2 separate regions of the Homo sapiens genome follow, and region 1 is linked to region 2. Evidence: chromatin contacts called from ENCODE Hi-C data. All regions are on one chromosome and are shown on one strand. The core of a region is the stretch at or near the end of the contact, and the rest is flanking DNA. Distances in the headings are between cores, read along the strand shown. Region 1 has its middle 72 kb from the start of NCAPH. Region 2 holds the start of ANKRD36C (ankyrin repeat domain 36C).

Region 1 (3,376 bases), core at 387-2,886, 420 kb after region 2:
CCACCGAGACCCAGGAGGCTGGACTGCCAAAGACCCCATTTCAACAAGGGGAGCATCTGGATACTGTGTGGGCTTTGACAGGGAATAAAACAGGGTGTGAAACCCTTTTGTCCAACCCTGACTTTGGCAGGTTCTAAAACAGGTGGGGAGGCGTTGTAACACTGCTGGCTCTCCACAGTCAGCCTTGTCTTCCTTCTTTGCCCATCTGGCCCACAGGCTCAGGGAAGGTGACCAGAGTCCCATCTCCAGCTCAGCCCAATCTGATTGACTGAACCAGTCACAGTGGCCCCATTCCCCTTGTCCATTGTTGGTTTACAAATGGGCATGTGATGCAGCTCTGGCCAATGAGATGTACAGGAACATTTGCTGGGGGATAGTTTCTTAGTTTCTTTTTCTTTTTTTCTTTTCTTTTCTTTTTTGTTTTTTTAGATGGAGTCTCGCTCTGTCCCCTAGGCTGGAGTGCAGTGGCGCGATCTCGGCTCACTGCAAGCTCTGCCTCCTGGGTTCACGCCATTCTCCTGCCTCAGCCTCCCGAGTAGCTGGGACTACAGGTGCCCGCCACCACGCCCGGCTAATTTTTTATGTTTTTAGTAGAGACGAGGTTTCACCATGTTAGCCAGGATGGTCTCGATCTCCTGACCTTGTGATCTGCCCGCCTAGGCCTCCCAAAGTGCTGGGATTACAGGCATGAGCCACCGCGCCTGGCCGATGGGGGATAGTTTCTTAAAAAAACTCACAGCGAATCTTCCCCGCAGAGCTGGGAGTCTGCGTGGGCCTGCAGCTGCCATCTGGCAGGCATGGGAGGTGGGGCCAGGCTGTATGCTGAGGATGGCTGAGGGGGAAGGACTCTTTTTTCGCTCCTGTTTTTTTAAAGTTGTACATCAATATTTTATAATTGTATAAATTGTTGGAGTACAAAGCGATGTTATGATTTATGATTCTTTTTTTAGAGAGTGGGGGTCTTGCTCGGTTACCCAGGCTGGATTTCAGTGCCATAATCATAGCTCACTGCAGCCTCAAACTCCTGGCCTTAAGCGATCCTCTTGCCTCGCCTCTCAAGTAGGGGGGAGTATAGGCATGTGCCACCACATCTCTACACATTTTTTTGTAGAGATAGGGTCTTACTATATTGCCCAGGCTGGCCTCCAACTTCTGGCTTCAAGTGATCCTCCCGCTTCAGCCTCCCAGAGTGCTGGGATTACAGGCACGAGCCTCTGTGCCCATCCATGATTTATGATTCTTGATGGTACCAAATTGAGCTACTAAAGTAGCTGACCCGGAGTTGCCTTGCCTTGGGGCTGCCTGTGATGTGGGATGACAAAGCCTCCTTGTTTAGGTCATTGGAATTAGGTTTCCTGTTGCTCATGGCTGCAAACATCCTAACAGATATGTGAGGAGACCACCTCCAGCTCACCAAATACACCCCCTCTCCTTTCTTCTCAATAATCAGTGAAATTTGCTATTTCGTGCGCGCTGTGTTCCCTACCGCCGCTTGCTCCTGCTCAGGTGGGGTGAGCCTCCTCCCAGCCAATTACTGGAAATTTCTGCCAAGGGGCATCTTGGAGCCTCTCTCACCCCCGTTCTCACCAAATACAGGCACTTCCTCTGAGAGGACGGCAGAGGGCGCAGATTTAGCTTCTGTCCTGCGAATGAAGCACGCAGTACAAGGTTCCAAACTGCAAGTCAACAGCAAGCACGAAGCAGCCACACTGGAAATGGGGTGCCTCCATCGCCTGGGGCTGTGGGCTGCCATCCTCTGCCAAGCGGATGCTCTGCCACCAGCTCCACTGACATGGGCAAGCCACTTCCTGTCGCCCTGGCCCCCAGCTCCTCATGTGTAAACATGGGGGTTGAATGGGCCTCTTCCAACTAGCTGGGTTTCATCTGTTGGCTGAAAACAACGGTCCCAGTGTGCCAGCCAAAAGCAAGCCTTTCACGCCCAGACTCAGCCTCAGGGACTGCAGGGGCCAGCTCCCCCAGAGGGGCCCGGGGACAATGATGTCAAATCTGTGACATCAACACCCACACAGAAAGGATCCAGTCCTTTCAGCCTCTCAGACTCTCTCAAACTGTAACGAAATGGGTGGGGTTTTTTTTGTTTTGTTTTATTTTTGTTTGTTTGAGACAGAGTCTTGCTCCATTGTCCAGGCTGGAGTGCAATGGCGCGACCTCGGCTCACTGCAACCTCCGCCTTTCGGGTTCAAACGATTATCTTGCCTGAGCCTCCTGAGTAGCTGGGATTACAGGCTCCTGCAACCTTGACTGGCTAGTTTTTGTATGTTAGCCAGGCTGGTCTCAAACTCCTGACCTCAAGTGATCCTCCTGCCTCGGCCTCCCAAAGTGCTGGGATTACAGATGTGAGCCACTGTGCCTGGCCCGAAATGGTTATTTGAAAGGATACAAGGAGTGGCGTAATCACAGAACCAGACCAAACTGAGCCTACTCTGTTGATAAGAGAATGTCAAGTTACCTTGTAGGTATAACCAAGCCAAAACTGCGAGTCATGTAGTCCAGGCACAATAGAAAAAGCTTTGACCTCTAACAACACCGGAACCAATGATTTCTTCCTGCAGAGCCAACAGGACTGGGACATGACCAGAACCTGAACACTGGAACCCTTTCAAAAGGAAGGAGTCTATGGGCCTGGAAGATCTGGGGCTAAAATCTGCCTCAACATACCTTACCACAAATGGTTAAATTTGAAGCCCTCCAATCAGACCCTGCCAAGCCAACATTCCTAAATACTTTCCCTTGCCCTCTGACCCCTTAAAACGTGCCCCACACCCCAAATTGGAGAGAGAAGTTTGAGCTGTGCCTCCTGTCTCCTTGCTGGTCTGCCTCACAATGAAGCTTTTCTTTTCTCAAAGCTGGAGCAGCAGTGTTGGCTTCTGTGCAGTCAGGCAGCAAGCCCATTTGCTCGGTAATAGCTGGAGTGAGAGTACTGAGACAGTAGAGATAAGACTTGGCTTCAGCTCAGCCCCACTACAGCATTCCCACGGATCACAAAACCCACACCACTACCCCACGATGCCATAATGTTTAACCATGCCGCTTACTTAAAGAACTCTGGCCAGGCGCAGTGGCTCACATGTGTAATCCTAGCATTTTGAGAGGCGAGGCAGGCGGATCGCTTGAGTCTGTAAGTTTTAGACCTGCTTGGGCAACATGACAAAACCCCGTCTCTCCAAAAAAATACAAAAATTAGCTGAGCATAGTGACAAACACGTGTAGTCCCAGCTACTCAGGAGTCTGAGGTGGGAGGATCACTTGAGCCCAGGGAGGTCAAGTCTGCAGTGAGTCATGATGGTGCCATTGTACTCCAGCCTGGCAACACAGCAAGACCCTGTCTCAAAAAAAAGAAAAAAAAAAATTCCAG
Region 2 (3,620 bases), core at 243-2,742:
GTTTTCGCCATTACTTGTAATTGCGGCAAAAACCGCAATTGCTTTTGCACCAACCTAATAAATTCTTACACATATTGGTGTGTTCCTGGATTTTCTAACCTGTTCCATTCACTGATTTGTTGTTTCAGCTGTTAGTAAATAACTTGTGGAAATTAACAGCACATTTTCATATCTAGAAAGGCAAGTCTTTTTTGACTCCATTTCAAAAGTTTTCTTAATGTCGTCACAATAGTAAAAGACAGCATGAGTAATTCAAAAATATTAACACTTTGATAACTTTATTTGGATTATGTAAAATTTATAAACATAGAAAGAGCTCAGAACTTTAGAAAAATGTGTCTTTCTATTCAAGAACACAGACCATCTTCCCACTTCAAAGTTTCCCTCTAAGGTCCCTCAGTGAAAACCAAATTGACATAGGTGTCCATTGATATCAAATAAATATTGGATTTTTATCCAAAGAATTTTTAGTCAGGAAGTTGATATATTATGGAAATGATTTCTCTCATTATGCACCTTTCCATAATGTATGTAACATTATGCTTTAAAACGTGTACATTAAAAATAAAACGCTGTACATGCTGAATTTTATTAGTGAAATCACTTTAAAATGATTTATAAAGAAGCAGCATGGTGAGTGATTGGAAACCAGCTGAAGTTTTGTTTTTGTTTTGCTGCTTGTGAAAATGACCTGGGTGCTCGCCCCTGCCAAGGTTTCCACATCCCAGGTGCGGCTGAGCCTGCCAGGAAAGAAAGTCCAGCCCCTTTGGTGACAGGACTCGCCCCCCTCACCTCTGCACCCCTTTCCGCCACCCCATTCACCCCCACACCTCACCCCCACCTCCAGTCCTCTATCCCATTGAACCCTCACCCCATCTCCCCACCCCACACCCCCTACCCCCCAAGCCTTCATTCCGTCCACCTCAGCCCATTCACACCCCCACCCCATGCACCCCCTACTCCCCACTCCCATCCCCCAACTCACTCCACACCCCGCCACCCCATATACCGCCACTCCCCAGGCCCCGCTCCACTCACTCCCACCCCAGCCAGGCACCCCCTAGCCCCCGTCCATACCCCGAGCCCCGGACCATCCGCCCCGCAGCCCTCAGCCTGGAAAGGGGTACTTCTCCACATCCACAGGCCTCCTCCCGCAGCCCCGGCTCCCGGCCCCCATTACCTTTCCTTCCTGTCTCTCTTATTGATGTCATAACGCGTGAGCAGAACGAACTTCAGTTCCTCCAGATCACGATAGAAGACAGCTCTGTGGATCCCCTTCAGATGATACGGTTTAATGGGGTATTGGGGAAATAAGAAGCCATCCGAGCACAAGCGGTCCCTGAGGGTGGGCCACCTCTTCGGCTCCTTGTCATCCATAATGGTCGGCTGCAAATTGTAGCCTGCAGCCGTATTTCAGCTCGCCTTCGGGGATCGCCGCCTCCGAAGAGCAACAACAGGCAAAGCAGTCTGTCCACGGACCTTCGCACAGACTCTCAGCGCCTCCCGCCTCTCAGCAGAAACGCCCAACAGAAGGGTTAGAACCAGCGAGCACGCGCACCTTAGCCGGCCCTGCCCAACAGGCCCGAGGCAGAGAAACCGCCCTAGCAGCTCTCGCGCGCCCAGTGCAGGCGGCGGTTGCTGCGGAGGTGCCGCGGGAGGGCGGGGCTCCCTGGAGCGCGAGGCGCGCCCTGCCCCAGGGCCTGTTTAACTGTCGCCCGCGCGCTCTTCTCTTCCACAGGCTCCCGACGCTCGGAGCCCCCCGCGCTGGGCCCTCTGCAGCCCAGGGATGGGGTTGAGTGGTGCTTCTCCGCCTAGTGCCACCGCTGGGCCCACAGCCCGACATCGCCACTGCGTCGCCCCCGGGGTCCGCGCTGATGGGTGCGAGGCGGGAGGACGGGATCTGGGGTTGCCACAGCTGCAGCCAGCGCACCACTTGCAGGCGGCACTGCAGCTCGGGCTCCGGCGGGGGCTGGCGGGGCTCCCGTGGGATGGCCTCCTGAGCCCTGAGTGCGCCGCCATCCGGCCGGAGGGTGCGCGCCTCCTGCACCCCCGGCCGAAGCCCATGCCCGGCGCTCCTGCCGCAGACTGCCTGACTTGCCGCGGCCAGGCTGGCCCCGGGGTCCGCGCGGCTGGAGGCGCAGGCCTGGTCGGGGATTCCCAATCCTCGGGGACCCCTGCTCCATGTGCTGGTGGCGGCTGCAGCTGCAGCGCCCGTGGGCTGACGTGGCTTCCCGGAGCTGCGGCCGGCCAGCGCCCAAGGGCCCACAGGCTGCGCTGCCCTTGCCAGCTGCTTCTGACCCGCGCCCGGAGCGCAGGACCTGGCGCTTGGCACTCTGCAGCCACCGGGATGAGGCTGAGCGCCGGTTTTCGGCCTCGTGGCGCCGCTGGGGCCACAGCCTGACTTCACCACCCCGTCGCCCAAGTCCTATGATGGGCAGGTGTGAGGAGGGGCAATCGGGGTTCCCAAGGCTGCTGCCTGCATGCCACTCCGTGAGGAAGTTGAAATACATGGTCTCTAAGATTCCTTCCAGCTCTTCACCTCATGAGACATATAAATCAAGTAACATTCGTTATTGTGATTAGAAAAGCTGCATTTACACACGTTAGCCACTAGATGGGGACGTGCGATTGTTACAATGCTGAAGGTTTCCCGTATTTCTTTATTTTTTATTTGGCCGCTAGAGGGCACGCCTGCACTGCACTTAAAGTTGACTACTTTCAAGGAAAGACAAAGGAATTCTTGGATTTCTCCATTTTCCTCATCACCTGTGCTTATCAGAGAATTCCAGGGGCAAGCTACCCTTTCCAATTCATCACTAACTTATAAACAAAATTCTAAGGAGTAAGGAATGCTTCTTACTTACTTCCTATAACATACGTAAGAATGAACGCTCAAAATAAAAGTAATTTATTTAAAACTTGTGTTGAGTAATTATAACTGCAAAATTTTTGCTCATGTTTTTCATATGCTGTTCATTTGCAAATTATTAGAAATCTACATATTCTGTTCATCTCAGCATTATTTATAACAGGGAAAAATTAGACACTAGCCAAAAATCTAAAAACAGGGAACAGTAAGGAAAAAGCAAATGGTTCTTTAAATCATCATCACTAAAAGTGGTTGTGACTTAAAATAATGACATAAAAGATGCTTCTACGTTGTTGAGTAAAACATCAAGATAAATTTAAAATTCTATTTCGAGCTTAACATATTCATTTAAAAAGAGAAAAGAAATTTTAGAGAGTTTATCTTGTTGGATTATCGGATGTTATTTTTCTCTTTTTAATGCCATATACTTTTCAAATTTTCAGTGGGCTGGTATTACTTTTGTATTTAAAAAAGAAAAATATAAGGAAAAAGAAACCTGTCACACACTTTCTAGTGGATTTTACTGATCAGTCATCTCTGTATTTCTGGCATCAGCAAACTGAGCCAGAAACTCAGTGCCTCCCATTTCTTTCTTTTTTTTTTTTTAGACGGAGTCTTGCTCTGTTGCCCAGGCTAGAGTTCAGTGGCTCAAACTTGGCTCGCTGCAACCTCTGCCTCCCCGGTTCAAGTGATTCTTCTGCCTCAGCCTCCCAATTAGCTGGGATTACAGGTGCCCGCCACCACACCCGGC

What was found. Hi-C counts contacts between places; a loop is a spot of excess contacts on that map. Pooled maps may share reads with other maps.
Region 1: a loop to region 2 is called in a pooled map, with 6 times the contacts of the local background. The contact joins the enhancer-like site here to the promoter of ANKRD36C in region 2. A Hi-C loop is called at or near these places in 8 of 50 pooled maps.

The regions. Positions count from the first base shown.
Region 1 is chr2:96,405,900-96,409,275 of GRCh38, forward strand. No RefSeq gene overlaps it. Among named protein-coding and RNA genes, the nearest start is that of NCAPH, 72 kb to the left of the region's middle. Within about 2 kb of position 1,637, at least 21 of the 41 ENCODE cell types and tissues checked have a DNase peak (open chromatin) inside an H3K27ac peak, as active enhancers do.
Region 2 is chr2:95,990,332-95,993,951 of GRCh38, forward strand. It overlaps ANKRD36C (ankyrin repeat domain 36C), which reads right to left and starts at 1,493. Exons shown (of 88, transcript NM_001393982.1): 1 at 1,181-1,493. The coding sequence starts at 1,377. RefSeq lists silencers at 1,630-1,679, 1,710-1,769, 2,130-2,309.